Regions from separate parts of the Mus musculus genome. Here all the other regions are linked to region 3. A link is a contact called in ENCODE Hi-C or POLR2A ChIA-PET data. All regions are on one chromosome and are shown on one strand. Each heading gives the region's core, a stretch centred on a gene start or an enhancer-like site at or near the end of the contact. The rest is flanking DNA. Distances are from core to core; before and after follow the strand shown. Region 1 holds the start of Tiprl (TIP41, TOR signalling pathway regulator-like (S. cerevisiae)). Region 2 holds the start of Tbx19 (T-box 19). Region 3 holds the start of Sft2d2 (SFT2 domain containing 2). Region 4 has its middle 28 kb from the start of Tbx19.

Region 1 (3,086 bases), core at 78-2,577, 43 kb after region 3:
AACAACAAAAGGTCCTGAAGAGCCTCCCTTTTTCTTTCTTTCCATCAACTGCCTACCAAACTTAAGCACTGAATCTCAGCTTCTGTCATCTCTTTCCTGCTTACTGGCCTCCTCTCCAGCATTCCAGCCCTCCATCTTCTACAACACCTCCAAGAAACCTTCCAGACACAACCACGATGCATGTAGATATTGAGTAAAACTACACCTGATGACTACTATATAAAATTCAAACTTCTTAGCAAGACAGAGAACTCTCCAATGACGAGGGAGGCAACACTCTGCCAGGGCGCCCCCCCCCCAAACTTTGTCAGGATACAGTTATAGGCATCCCCAAACACCTCAGATCTCAGTCTGAGTGCTGGCTTTACCCGGCCATCCAGTCTCCAGACTTGATCAAGATTCTGCCCAGGTGCACTGACCCTCGCGCGAACACACTAACGCGCACACACACCTGTATACATCTTCATCCTAACCAACCACACAATAATATAACGGTCTCTCGTGAAACTATGAATTCCTTGGGCCTTTCTCTTTCATCTGTCCTATCTCAAGTGCTTATCACAGCACCTGATTTGCTAAAAGAAGGAAAGAAAAAAAAAAAAAAACCTGAAATCTTCATCCTAAACAGTCACACAGTAACGTCACACGGTCTCACGTCCTCTGAAGTCTGTGGTACTCAATGGTTCATGTTCAGAACCTCAAGAGCACACCACAGAACCAAAGAAGCTCAAAACTAAACATAAATACCATTTCCGTCATTGCCCGCAAGGGAACAGGTCATCGCGCCCAGAAAGGTTGCGCAGGCTTAGGTAGGAAAAAAAGGAGCGGCGAGGTTTAGGTGAAGTCCACCAAAACAGCCGCGCTCAGTTCAACCCTGAGAAGCTACAGTTCCAGCAAGCAGAGGTCGCCGCGAGCAGGGAACAGGACCATTTACTGAAGTTGTCAATCAACGGTCGGTCAGAGGGACCGAGCCTGCGGCCCCAAGTACCGCGTGAGGCTGCACCGAGACCGTCAGACCCCCAGCCCGGACACCAACCGGACCTGGCCCGGCTCGGCTCGGCTCGGCTCGGCTCGGCCCGGCCCCGCCCCACAGCCTCACTTTTCCACATCCGCAGACTTCATGATGTGGGTCTTGGACGCCGTCAGCTTCCAAGGCCCGAAGGAGAAGTCCTGGTGGCTGCTCTGAAAGCCGTGGATCATCATGGCAGAAGCGGAGCCGCAGGGTTACTCGGAGCAAGCGCCTGCGGCAGCGGTCGCACGATGGCCCTCTCTGCAGCGCGGCTCCTGGGCGCGTCCGTTACCATCTCGGCCCCGCCCCCTGCCGCCGCGCCGTAGGCCCGCCCTTCCGCCGTCTCTTCCGCCCCTCCTGGTTTTACTTCCGGGACCACTAGCTCAGGGTGACACACGTCTTACGTGGAGACGCTGAGGGGCGGGACTTGAGCGCGGGGGTGTCGCTCTGGCGCGCCGCCCTGAAGTCTCCGGGTGACGTCACCCCAGAGTGAATGTGGGAATTTGTCTTTCTGGATCCAGAGCCCCGTGCTTCACTGCCTTACCTCCTCCTTACAGACCGCTCCAAGCAGTGTCATCACCTCTTGTGCTTATGAGTCGTGGTGAAGAGGACATGCCCAATGTCCCTATCGCTCAGGAAGCCCAGCACCAACAGCGACTTTGGAGCCAATGACAAATAGTAGCTCCTCCACCTTGAATCCCAGTGGAAGAGCCCCACTTTCTTACCGTGCAAACCGCCGACGCCCTGTGTTTGATTCTTTGTACCACGAAAGAAACGTCAAATTATCCTTATGATATTTTAAGACTTTTCTACCCGCACACAGGTGTAGTGGAAACGACGCTGAAAGCCCGGTGCTCCGTCCATGCTTGCAGTGCAACTGTGTGTATCTTTGGGTAAAACACAACTGATTCTTTTCGGCCCCAGCTGCCTCAAAATGAGATGGTTTAATGTTTGAGCATCTCAAAACTGTTCACCATCTCAATTCCAACACCCCCTCTCTTATTCACTCAGTGTTTGTTTCATCGACGCTGGAACCGCTAAGCAGCGTTGTTGCATGATTTCTGCTTCAATTCCTACCTTGTCTACCAGAAGGTGTTAAGCCAAGTAAACCTTTTCCTCCTCAGGTATTTTCTGTTTGTGTGTCTGTCCCAGGAACCCATCATCAATTTCCCCTGCCCAAGGTGTCTGGATTAATTCATTCCGTTGGCATCCTATCCTTGGTTCCTACATAGTTACTCTATTTCCATTGCCTACGGAAAGTAGGGCGTCTCAGCTTCCGCAGAGGATAAAGATGTTCATCCCGAATAGTGGAGGATTGTCTACCATCACTGACCTCCAGAGGTTGGCCCCTGACGCACTTCCCAAGGAGGCTGGGGTCCTTTCACTGACGTTACATTGTAAACCTCACATCATCTAGATCTGCTAGAAGACCTAATAAGGAGGTAAATGAGCAAATTACATGCAACGAAATCCATCCTCTTTTCTTTCTGAAAGAGTTCCATACAGCCAGCCTAGGCTAGCCTTCAATTCACTATTGTAGCTAAGGAGGACCTTGAATTCCTGATTGTTCTGCTTCTTCCCAAGTGCCGTGTGTGTGTGTGTGTGTGTGTGTGTGTGTGTGTGTTTTTCACCAAGCCTCCAACATTCTTACTATATGAAGTCTTCCTTTGAATTTTTCTGCATTAGGCCAAGAAAAAAATGTATAGAATCTCTGTGATTTTTGAAAACAGCCTAGTCTACATAGCAAATTCCAGGCCTATGTATTCCTTGTTTCAATAAACAAACAAATGTGCCTCTTGTTCTTTCAGCATAGGTCATGGCTGAGGCTGAGTTTAGTTTCAATCATTCTACCTAACAGCGACAACAACAGGTCTGCTACTCAAACTACCACACTGAAGGAGAGTCTCTCCTAACTACAATGTATCAAGTCATGTTCAATTGACTCTAAAATCACATTCCTCCATCTTTGAACCTACCATGTTGTATTTTATTTCCATACTTGTTATCTGGAAGTGTACCTGTGAAAACTGGCAAAATAATGTGATTCTTTTCTGGTTAACAAGTTATCTACTTATAT
Region 2 (3,373 bases), core at 210-2,709, 34 kb before region 3:
CTTTGTCTTACAGTAGTTTATTGTCATGCAACAGCTCTCACGTTCATAATCCTCCCAGCTGTACAAGGGACAGCTCTCTTTCGTTGCTGTGTTTTATTCATAATTACAAAGCTAAGACACCAGAAATTGAAGGCTTTTTATCAACGACAAAAGTCAGCCTGAGGTTCAGCTAATTTCAACTTTTCTCTCTAAGCAAAATTTCTCTCAAGGTGTAAGAAAAAGAGTCTGGGCTCAACTAACACTACTGAAAATGTCCTTCGGGTACTTTGTGTCCATAGGTACCCAAAGATGTGTGAGCATGCAGTGGGAGTCTCTTTCAAAACATTTGCATCTCCTCTGCTAAGCTCAAGCTTTAAAGTTCCCTCAAAGGCGCCTAACAGGCTAAGCTTCACAGGATCTGAGAAATGCCAGCAGGGAGCGGTATGGACAATCCCCACTCTTTGCAGGGAGAATGAAAGAAGAAAACTTCTCTTTCCTAAAACTGGGCATTAGAGCTTCATTCCCTATTATACGCCAGCTTTCCTAACTATGTGAAACACACAATCGAAACTCATTCTCCCTCAACATGCACAAGGAAGCAGGCAGAGAGAGATAGGCCATGTGGCCCTTTCAATCCCAGTCTTCAACTAGTCAAAATCGTCTGACAGACAGGTGTGCTGTGCTTAAGAACAAACTATCCAGTTTCCAAATAAAGTCAACTTTCACATTATCTGAACAGGACTGAACACAGGTCTGCTCCAGGGGACACAGTCATTCAAAAATTAATACCAGTTTCTGACAGTTGAGTCCACTTCCCCAATGCATGGGGCATGCTCCCCTGCAAAATAATTCCCCATATAATACATGTAGGTAAGACAGGTGGCCTCCATCTTCCACTGCTCTGATTATCTCAAAGAAATTAAGTTGGCTGAGTGACGGCCAGCCGAGACTGTCTTTAAGATGTTCAGAGCCTGCTGCCTCTGAACGAAGAGTGGTAGCCTCTTTACTACCAAAGGTGTCTTACCTTCCTCGCCAAGCAAAGGCTAGCACAAGTGGGCTGCAGTCAAACTCACCTGCCGTTCTTGGTCACGATCATTTCATTAGTGACTTCCTTGAATCTCTGCCAGAGGGGAGCATCCTCCAGGATGATCTGAAGTTGCTTCTCTGTAGGGTCTCCCTTCTCCCTCCCTGCCTGGAGCTCACTTTCCACCACGTTAAGCAGGCGAGACACAGTGCCTTCGCCAGCCTTCTGTGTGGCCAGTTCACTCATGGCTGTAGACCCTTTCAAACTTTGCTGAGAGCCGTTCCCACTTTCTCTGCCTCCGGCTCCTTCCTTCCCTCACTTGCTGGCTTTTCGACCCCAGCTGGTCAGTGTCTGGGAGTAGAATAAGATGCCTTGGCTCTTGCTAAAGCTTCCAGTGTGACACCCCTGAAAGTCTCCAAATTATACCACCAACCTGTTAAGCTTCAGTTGGGGAGCAGGGAGGAGAGGGTGGGGGGAGGTGGAGAAGAAAAAGCGCTCTCTTAATTACTCACTGGATCAGGTGGGAGTCAGCCTGGCTTTCCCATTGGCCGCCCTGCCTACAGTAGACGTTTAAGAAGAGTACTCCATCCAAATTATCAGGCTTTTATCTTGTTGTACCTGAAGAGGTCTAATCGGTGTATTGAGGACCGTTTTCCCGTTAATTAAAATTATTCCAGGCCCGGACTGCAACAATCAGTCAAATCATGTCTGCGTATAAATTGTGGCATGTGGCACCTATAGAAAAGGAGGTGCTGGCAGGGGAGCCACAAACTTGCTGTCTGGGCAAGCTGTCCTGGCAGAGTAGTCAGCTGAACTCCCTCCACCCTGATCTAGCAACTTGAACAGACACAGAAGCCCTGCAGACAAGAGCAGTCTATGCTGAGGGTGAAGGGCTCTGTGCCAAGATACAAGACCTGAGAATAAAGGAAGTCTCTCTGCATGCTACACTCAAGAAACTGAAGTCAGGAGGAAAAGAACTACAGACCTCTTTCCCCTAGGGAGCTCCTCTGTCATCTCCCCACTGACTGTACCCACCCACATTCACACCCTTTTTACCTCTAAGGTCCTTTTCATTTTCAGCTTTGAACTTTGATCTTCCTCCCTCGAATCCAGACCCCTAGTCTCTCTTATCTCCAGTCCTAGTGAAAGGAAGGGGGAAAGTAATTTGTCCTGAACTATTCTAAGAAAAACTCTGCGCCTCCTGGGTGGGAATCAACGTTTTACATCATTGGACTGAGTGATGCTAATCGTTGGTCCAAAAAGGCTCCCAGTTCTCTTTTGGGACAGCCGTGGCCAACGCTGTCCTTCCGGATTGAGTCCCGCTATTCCCTGAGGATGTAATTAGTAGAAACGGTTACTTCTCCTAAAGACACAGCACAGGGTGGCTGGATGGGGAGGTAGAAACCATGAAGGAGACCATCAAAACAGCTGGAACACCCCAACCCTAGGAGAGCCTAGGGTGCTGGTTTATCTTGTTATAAAAGAAAACAAGAATGTCAGAGCAATGGGGAAATAAAAGCAGAAAACTTAGGGGGAGTCTGAATGTGGAGGATGCCAAACATGAACTGAGTACCTACTAAGCACTCCACAGAAGTGATAGAAGAGAAGCGATATCTTCGTAGAACGACCCATCTGACAGGGGAAAGAAGTGACATGAAGTAGTTTGGTTATCAGCCACGGTAAGAAAATAAAGATCATGCAAAAGGACGAAGTGGTGGAGGAAGCCATGCAAGGTGAGGCGGGGCTGGGGTGGGGAGGGTCCTGATTAGATGCTGTGCTGTAGAAAGGCGATTTGAGAAGGCATCTCAACAGTGACGGAAAGGACACAGAGAAAGTTGAGTATCCAGAAGAGGGGACCCAGTAGTCATGGCTAGGACCAGGCAGGGACCTGCTAGAGGGCAGAGTAGTAGGACTCACTGCTCAAGGGGGAAATGTGGGCAGCACTGAACTGGGTATGAGGGAACCAATGTCTAGCATGATGAATTAGTCCACTTACTGAGGCAAAGAAGCTGAGGGGGATGGGGACTCAAGCAGAGCCACACTTTATTTGGAAATTGATGTTGCAATTCTATACATATTTATAATTTTAAAACGTGGTAGGATATATACTGACCCGAAAGATAACCACACCCTGACCCACAGAGCATATATCACCTCACACAATAAAAAGGTACACTGAAGGTGTGGTTTAAGAAGGGATCTGAAAGCCTGCTCCCAGGGTCATGCCTCCTCGAAAGAGGCCATACCTCCTAACCTTCCCAAGTGGGTCACGTAATCAAAGCCTGAAAGTTAGCATGTATCTCTGAGAGAGAACATGTGGCAGTTGGTTTTCTGGCTCTGGGTTACCTCCCTTGGAATGATTATTTCCGG
Region 3 (2,977 bases), core at 421-2,920:
CACCGTACCCTCCGCCAGTCTCCTTTAAGACCCCAACTTTGTACAACAGCCTGTTCCTTCTACAGAGCTTATCTTTACATGACAGCGACGGTCAACTAAATCTTGGGGCTTTTTGTGGGGGGGAGGGAGCTTCTCATATGAAAGTTCACAAGAAGCCAGAAATTTTTTTTAAAAATGAAAAAATTAAAACATGAAAATCACTAATTTGAATTTTAACGATCATGCAGAGATTGGAAAGTTGCAGCTACTGAGCCTAATTGCAACTGCCCTTGGGTTATCTTTAGTCCCCAGGAAGCAGTTCTTTCTTGCCCACCTGTGTCTGATGTAACAGTGACTAACCTCCCGGAAACTGCTAGGGAAAAACACCTTGGAATTTATTATCTTAACAAGGTTTTCGAATGCTATCAGGCAGCCTCTGGGAGCCACAGCTGAGATTCCTCCACACTGCCCTAACTGCCTGCTTACCGCTTCCACTAATGCTTCTGAAAAGTACCTTAATTTGTTAATTTGTTCTGTTACTCTAAGAACTTATCAAACTGTTATCATGTTGGAACACTGAGTTTGCAGAAACCTGAATCTGTCCTGGGGCCATGGTCACTCGTATTTGGCTTCAAAATAATTTATTCTCTTTGAGATGCAGTTGTGTTTTGTTTTGTTTTTTTGCAAAGACAAAACTCAGAACAAAATCAACCACAGAAGTGAGCGCAGAATGTTGGGGAAACCACAAGAAAGTCAAGTAAACACTAAAGAGGAACTCCAATTTCCAAGGAAAAGGGGCTATTGCATCTCGTTCAACACCCTTCTTTCTCAGAAGGGGAAACCGGGGCTAAGGATACATCAAGTAAAACGTAATTCTGTCTTCAATCAAGAAAGGAAATGTAAACAAACTTCCAAAGCACCCAAAATATGACATTCTGAGTGGCTCTGGAGCACAGGACTTTTGTGGTCAAGTTTCAGAGCCATCAAAGCCCTACTAACAAAACAAACACACTGGCAGTCTCCGAGCGTGGTGAGAATCTATAGTTTAGAAAGTAGCCCTGGAGATTCGGAGACCTGGTAAGTCCCTGTTATCAGGCGTTCACGGAGTTTTACAATTACAAAGCAGAACGCATAAGGTCTGGCTCTCACACCCCACAACCTAAACTAGTCCGCGATCCGGCGGTGGATCCTTCCACGAAGGCCGCCGGCCTCGCCCAACTCCAAAGGGCTCTCTCTCCCTGGCCGGTCCGGCTGGGATGGGGCTCGGGGCCCGGATTCCAGGAGGCCCCGGGATCCACACTCCCACTCCACAGATTTCTGAGGTCTTGCTTCAGAGCCTCAAGCCCTTCGGAGGGAAGGTTGGAGAGGGTTCGGGAGCCACGCCTTCCACAAAGCTCGCGCTGCCACCTGTGGCTGTGTCCCGGCAGAGCTCGGCGCGGCGGGCCGGAGGACAGCAGGGCAGCTGTCCAAGAAATGCCAACTCCCCCGGTGCACGCACCTCGGACAGACCGCTGCGGTCCTCGGTGTCCTGGCCGCTCAGAACTTTCTTCAGCTTGTCCATGTCAGGGTCCCGACCGCCGCCTTTGGCGTTCGCTCCGCCTACCACTCTTCGGGGTGCGCAGCCGCCGCCCCTCCGCCCGCTGCCAACCACGGCGCGCCCCGCCCAGGCACCTGCCCACCTGCCCGCCCGGCATGCCCCGCGCCAGCCACGCCCCCTGAACGAGCTCCTTGGGGTCACCCGGGGCGGGGCCGAGAGAGTCGGGGTGAAGTCGGCCAGGCGATACCTAACCCGGAAGCTGGCTGCGCGCCCGGGCTTCACGGATTCGTTCCAGCGCCCAGCACCACCATGTGCCAGGGCCTGGAACAACGCAGGCCTTTCGCAAACTTACCCATGGATGCTGAAGTTAATCCGCTGGTGGTTGTACACCGCAGATCTATAAAAATATATATTTCCCACGTTAAGTAGAACAAATCAGTGTGCAACAGGCTGGAGCAGTACAACCCTGTGTATTCTTAAAAGCAGCAATTCCTACGTCATCCCTAGGGGAAATGGCTCGGGAGATATGACTTGGGCAACACCTGAACAGATGGCAAGTGGTGAGAAGAATCAATATTTTCGTGTTTGGTAAATGCTTTACTTCAATCAGTCTGCAGCACTACTGAGGCTATGAAGCAGAATCCATATGAAGTCATGGGCTCTTCCAGACAGGACAGAAATTTGCTCACCTTGCACACTGGTGGCCAGAGATATCTGGAACACCTATGTTAAGATTAAACTAGTTCAGAAAAGGCACTGAGACCAAGGTGTAGCTCAGTGAGAGAATGCTTGCCTAGCATATGCAAGGCTTTGGGTTCAGTTTCCACCACTGTCCCTGCTTCCCAAAAAAGGGAAAGGAGACCACAGAGGAACTTCAGAAACACCCCCTAGGTCACTTTACCTCCCACATATTTTCATGTGAGGTCTCCAGCGTCCTTCTTCACTTGTATAAAAACATAAAAACATAAGACCAGCTGCTGCTGCCTCTGCAGGGACTCCTCTTACCTGCCACATTTTCCAGTGAGTCCTTACACCTCTCTGTAAGACGTCAAACATCAGAGCACAGTGCAAAGGCTGTGTCCTGAAAGATCCACTCTAGCTCTGTCATTTGCCACTTAGGAGGCCTTGAGCTAGAAGCTCCTTAGCCTTTCTGGTCCCCAGCTGATTTCCTCTGTAGAGTGAGCACAATGGCTTCCAAACGTGACTGTGGAAAGCAAGCATGACTGTATAGACAGGTCTGGAGCAGAGGGGAATTTAAATAGCATTTAGTAGAAGCTGTCCTTGTTCTCTCCTAGCCTGATGGCTTTTCCAGCCACCTGTGGTGAGGTGATAGAACTGGCCCCCACAGGCTCATGTGTAAACACTTGGCCCATAGGGAATGGTACTACTAGGAGGTGTGGTCTTGTTGGAGTAGTTGTGGCCTTGTTAGAGGAAGTGTGTCACTGTGGGGGAAGGTCTCCT
Region 4 (2,965 bases), core at 267-2,766, 62 kb before region 3:
AGATGGGTAAAGATAAATATGCTAAGGTTTATCCACAGAACGGAAAGCTTCCTAAAGAAGAATTCTAAAATAATTAAAATTGTGAGGAACAAACACCCTGTCCCACTCCTAACAATTAGCAAAGGAGACTCCAAGTAGTAAGAGCAACCTTGCAAGGTCAGGTGCCATCCACGGTGATCAGTCACATGAATGTGGTGAGCTCAGGAGGGGACAACCTTTCACGTCATCTGCCACTTATATGTATGTGGGTGTATTTTGGCTCTTTATGACCTGTTTAGTTTAAATCTGTTTAAGAGTGTTAAAACACTGCACAGGACATGGGACAAGTTGGGCTGCTGAGATTTTTTTTTTACTATGATTAAATATTAGCTTATTAGGTGAGGGCAGCTAGAGTCCTTAGCAAGGAACAATGTTTTATGCTCAATGTATTTGGACCTAGGCTGACTTAAGCCATTCTTATTTTGAAAATTGACACTCATTTTTTATTTTTTATTTTTTTACAAAATGATAGTTATATTGAGGTCTATAAACATGTATGCTATTTTAAAGTATCCGTTGAAGGAGCTGGAGACATGGCTTAGTACTTAGAAGGTCCTCACATAGAGGACCAGAGTTTGGCTGCCAGCATCTGTATCCAGTATCTCACAACCACCTGTAACTCCAGCTCCAGAGAATATGATGCCCTCTTCTGGCATCCATGGGCATCTCCCTACATCTACAACCCACACATGACAACTTCACATATATGCACCATTGAATTGATTTTTTAAAAAATTAAAGAGGAGGAAGAGAGGAGGAGAGAACTGGAAATGACCAAAGATTTTTGTCATCCTTCCAAAATAATGAGTTCTCCTTTCATAGCTTCATTGATGTTGGACATACACAAACACACAGAAACACACACACACACACACACACACACACACACACACACAAGCTTGCCTACTTTCTGGGCCAGAAGCAAAGGACTTCCTTGTCAGCCTAGGCAGCTCATAGCCCATATTCTCATTAGTTCTCCTGCCTTCAAAATCCCATAAGGGTGTTGCAGAGCGTACCAGGTAAATGCTATATCCGCAGTGGGTTTATGTCACAGCTGAGGGGCCTCTTAATCACGCACGCATGTGCATGGGTGCACTCGTGTATAGTGTGTGTGTGTGTGTGTGTGTGTGTGTGTGTGTGTGTATGCGCGCCCGTGTGTGTCAACGTTCAGCATAAAGCCCAGCACCCTTTTGGAAGGCCAGGCCTTACTGGATAAGCTCCAGTGCTGTAACTTGCATGACTCAGCAAATCTAAATTTTGATCCGTTATGCGACATCTCATCCTTTGTGGGTCATGCTGTAAGCCTGGGGTTTTACAGCTTGACAAAAAGACATTCTTAAGGACACAGGTAAATGTTCCTAGGGCTCAGGGTGCAAACAAGGGTTTGGGGGTGCTTCCAATAAAACTGAGATAAACATACAGGGTTGACTGCAATACAACAGCTGCAGTGGCTGAGTCTGTCTCCTTCCAAAAACAAGTGTGTTGAGCAATAGCCCCACCTACAGACGGCTTCTGGAACTGCAGCAGTAAGAACATGGCTTCTGGTAGCTTTCTACTCCTTTTCCTCTCCTCTACTTTTCTGGTTTGTTTTCTTTTGGTTTTCCAGACAGGGTTTCTCTGTGTAGCCCTGACTCCTAGAACTCGCTCTGTAAACCAGGCTGGCCTCGAACTCACAGAAATCCTCCTGCCTCTGCCTCCTGTGTGCTGGGACTAAAGGTGTGCTCCACCACCTCTAGAAAGACAAGTATTATCTTGTTCACCACCACCCTGGAGGCTGGCTCACCAAACAGTGACCTCACGTGGCACTGGCCTCCCCATCCAAAGTCTCATCAGGACAAATGCAAAGCTTTTCTCCCACTTAAACCCTTTAAAGTTCTTAAAGCGCTCTGAATGTTTTGCCGGCAATACAGTTTTTGCTAAGTGACAAGAGTACATTTTTATAATCTATCCCAAGATCAATCACCTCTTTTCTACTTATAATTAATATTTGCAAGCTTCACTAAGCAGGCTCTGAGATCACATTTCCATTAATAATCTAAATTATAAAGAATTCAAATCCCATAGTCTACGGTTCCAGGAAATTCAGTTTTTTACCAGAACCTGCCCCAAAGGGATTCTAGGAGACAGTTTTTTCCTGCCATGTAAGTCCTTCCTGGAACCAGCCATCTGCCACCAGGTCCCTTATATCTGCAACCCCTGAGGCTCTGCTCAGACGGCCATCTCTCTGCTTCCTCTAACAAGTGTATTCCCAGGAGCCGGCCCTTTGCTTTATTAGAGTATCCCTAGAGACCCGAGTTGACATGGTGAGAAGCTAAGGGAAGTACCTCCAGAGTCATGTGACCGCCCCTGCTTGGGTCCCCTCCCAATACAGCAATGACACCGAGTTGTGTGCAGGGATGTGTAACTGTCATCAGAGACCTGAGTCTAGCTTCCTAGTAGCTGTATGGCTTCAGGAAGCCCAGCTTTCTGAATCTCCCTCCTCATCTGTACAATGGAGAGTGAGCTGGCAGCTTCTAGGCCACAAAAGAACTTACACACCAATATTCAAAAAGCGGCATCAGACCAGATGCTCACTAACCAAGTAAACGATAGTATGAACACAGTGCAAGTTTATAGGACCGAATATCGTCTGCACAGAAAGGAACAGGCATGCTGCAGTGCCCTGCATCAATGAACTGGGATGCTGGTGTGTCCTGCATCAGGGGATGCTGGTGTGTCCTATATCAATGAACATGCATGTTGGTGTGTCCAGCATCAATGAACCTCTAAGGTTATACACTGAGTAAAAGAAGCTACCCAGGAAAGTCACCAAAGTCACATGAATTCGTGTCCATGAAGCATCCAGGATGGGGAAGTCTATAGAGGAAGTACACTCATAGCTGCCTGGGGCTGGGAGTTGTAGAGAAACCGGAAGGGAGCAGGGATG

What was found. Hi-C counts contacts between places; a loop is a spot of excess contacts on that map. ChIA-PET counts read pairs that join two places held with the same protein, here RNA polymerase II (POLR2A).
Region 1: a map of heart shows a loop between it and region 3 (4-fold over the local background). The contact joins the promoter of Tiprl here to the promoter of Sft2d2 in region 3. A Hi-C loop is called at or near these places in 11 of 37 maps with a recorded cell type or tissue (T-helper 2 cell, adrenal gland, gastrocnemius and 3 more). POLR2A ChIA-PET finds 5 or more read pairs at or near these places in 3 of 5 experiments (Patski and embryonic stem cell).
Region 2: a loop to region 3 is called in a map of v-Abl transformed pro-B cells, with 1.8 times the contacts of the local background. The contact joins the promoter of Tbx19 here to the promoter of Sft2d2 in region 3. A Hi-C loop is called at or near these places in 1 of 37 maps with a recorded cell type or tissue (v-Abl transformed pro-B cells). POLR2A ChIA-PET finds 5 or more read pairs at or near these places in 1 of 5 experiments (Patski).
Region 4: a loop to region 3 is called in a map of v-Abl transformed pro-B cells, with 2.0 times the contacts of the local background. The contact joins the enhancer-like site here to the promoter of Sft2d2 in region 3. A Hi-C loop is called at or near these places in 1 of 37 maps with a recorded cell type or tissue (v-Abl transformed pro-B cells). POLR2A ChIA-PET finds 5 or more read pairs at or near these places in 1 of 5 experiments (Patski).

The regions. Positions count from the first base shown.
Region 1 is chr1:165,235,631-165,238,716 of GRCm38, forward strand. Tiprl (TIP41, TOR signalling pathway regulator-like (S. cerevisiae)) reads right to left here and starts at 1,328. Exons shown (of 7, transcript NM_145513.4): 1 at 1,100-1,328. The coding sequence starts at 1,203.
Region 2 is chr1:165,159,314-165,162,686 of GRCm38, forward strand. It overlaps Tbx19 (T-box 19), which reads right to left and starts at 1,460. Exons shown (of 8, transcript NM_032005.4): 1 at 1,053-1,460. The coding sequence starts at 1,249.
Region 3 is chr1:165,192,763-165,195,739 of GRCm38, forward strand. Sft2d2 (SFT2 domain containing 2) reads right to left here and starts at 1,671. Exons shown (of 8, transcript NM_145512.4): 1 at 1,478-1,671. The coding sequence starts at 1,540.
Region 4 is chr1:165,131,145-165,134,109 of GRCm38, forward strand. No RefSeq gene overlaps it. Among named protein-coding and RNA genes, the nearest start is that of Tbx19, 28 kb to the right of the region's middle. Within about 2 kb of position 1,517, at least 1 of the 3 ENCODE cell types and tissues checked has a DNase peak (open chromatin) inside an H3K27ac peak, as active enhancers do.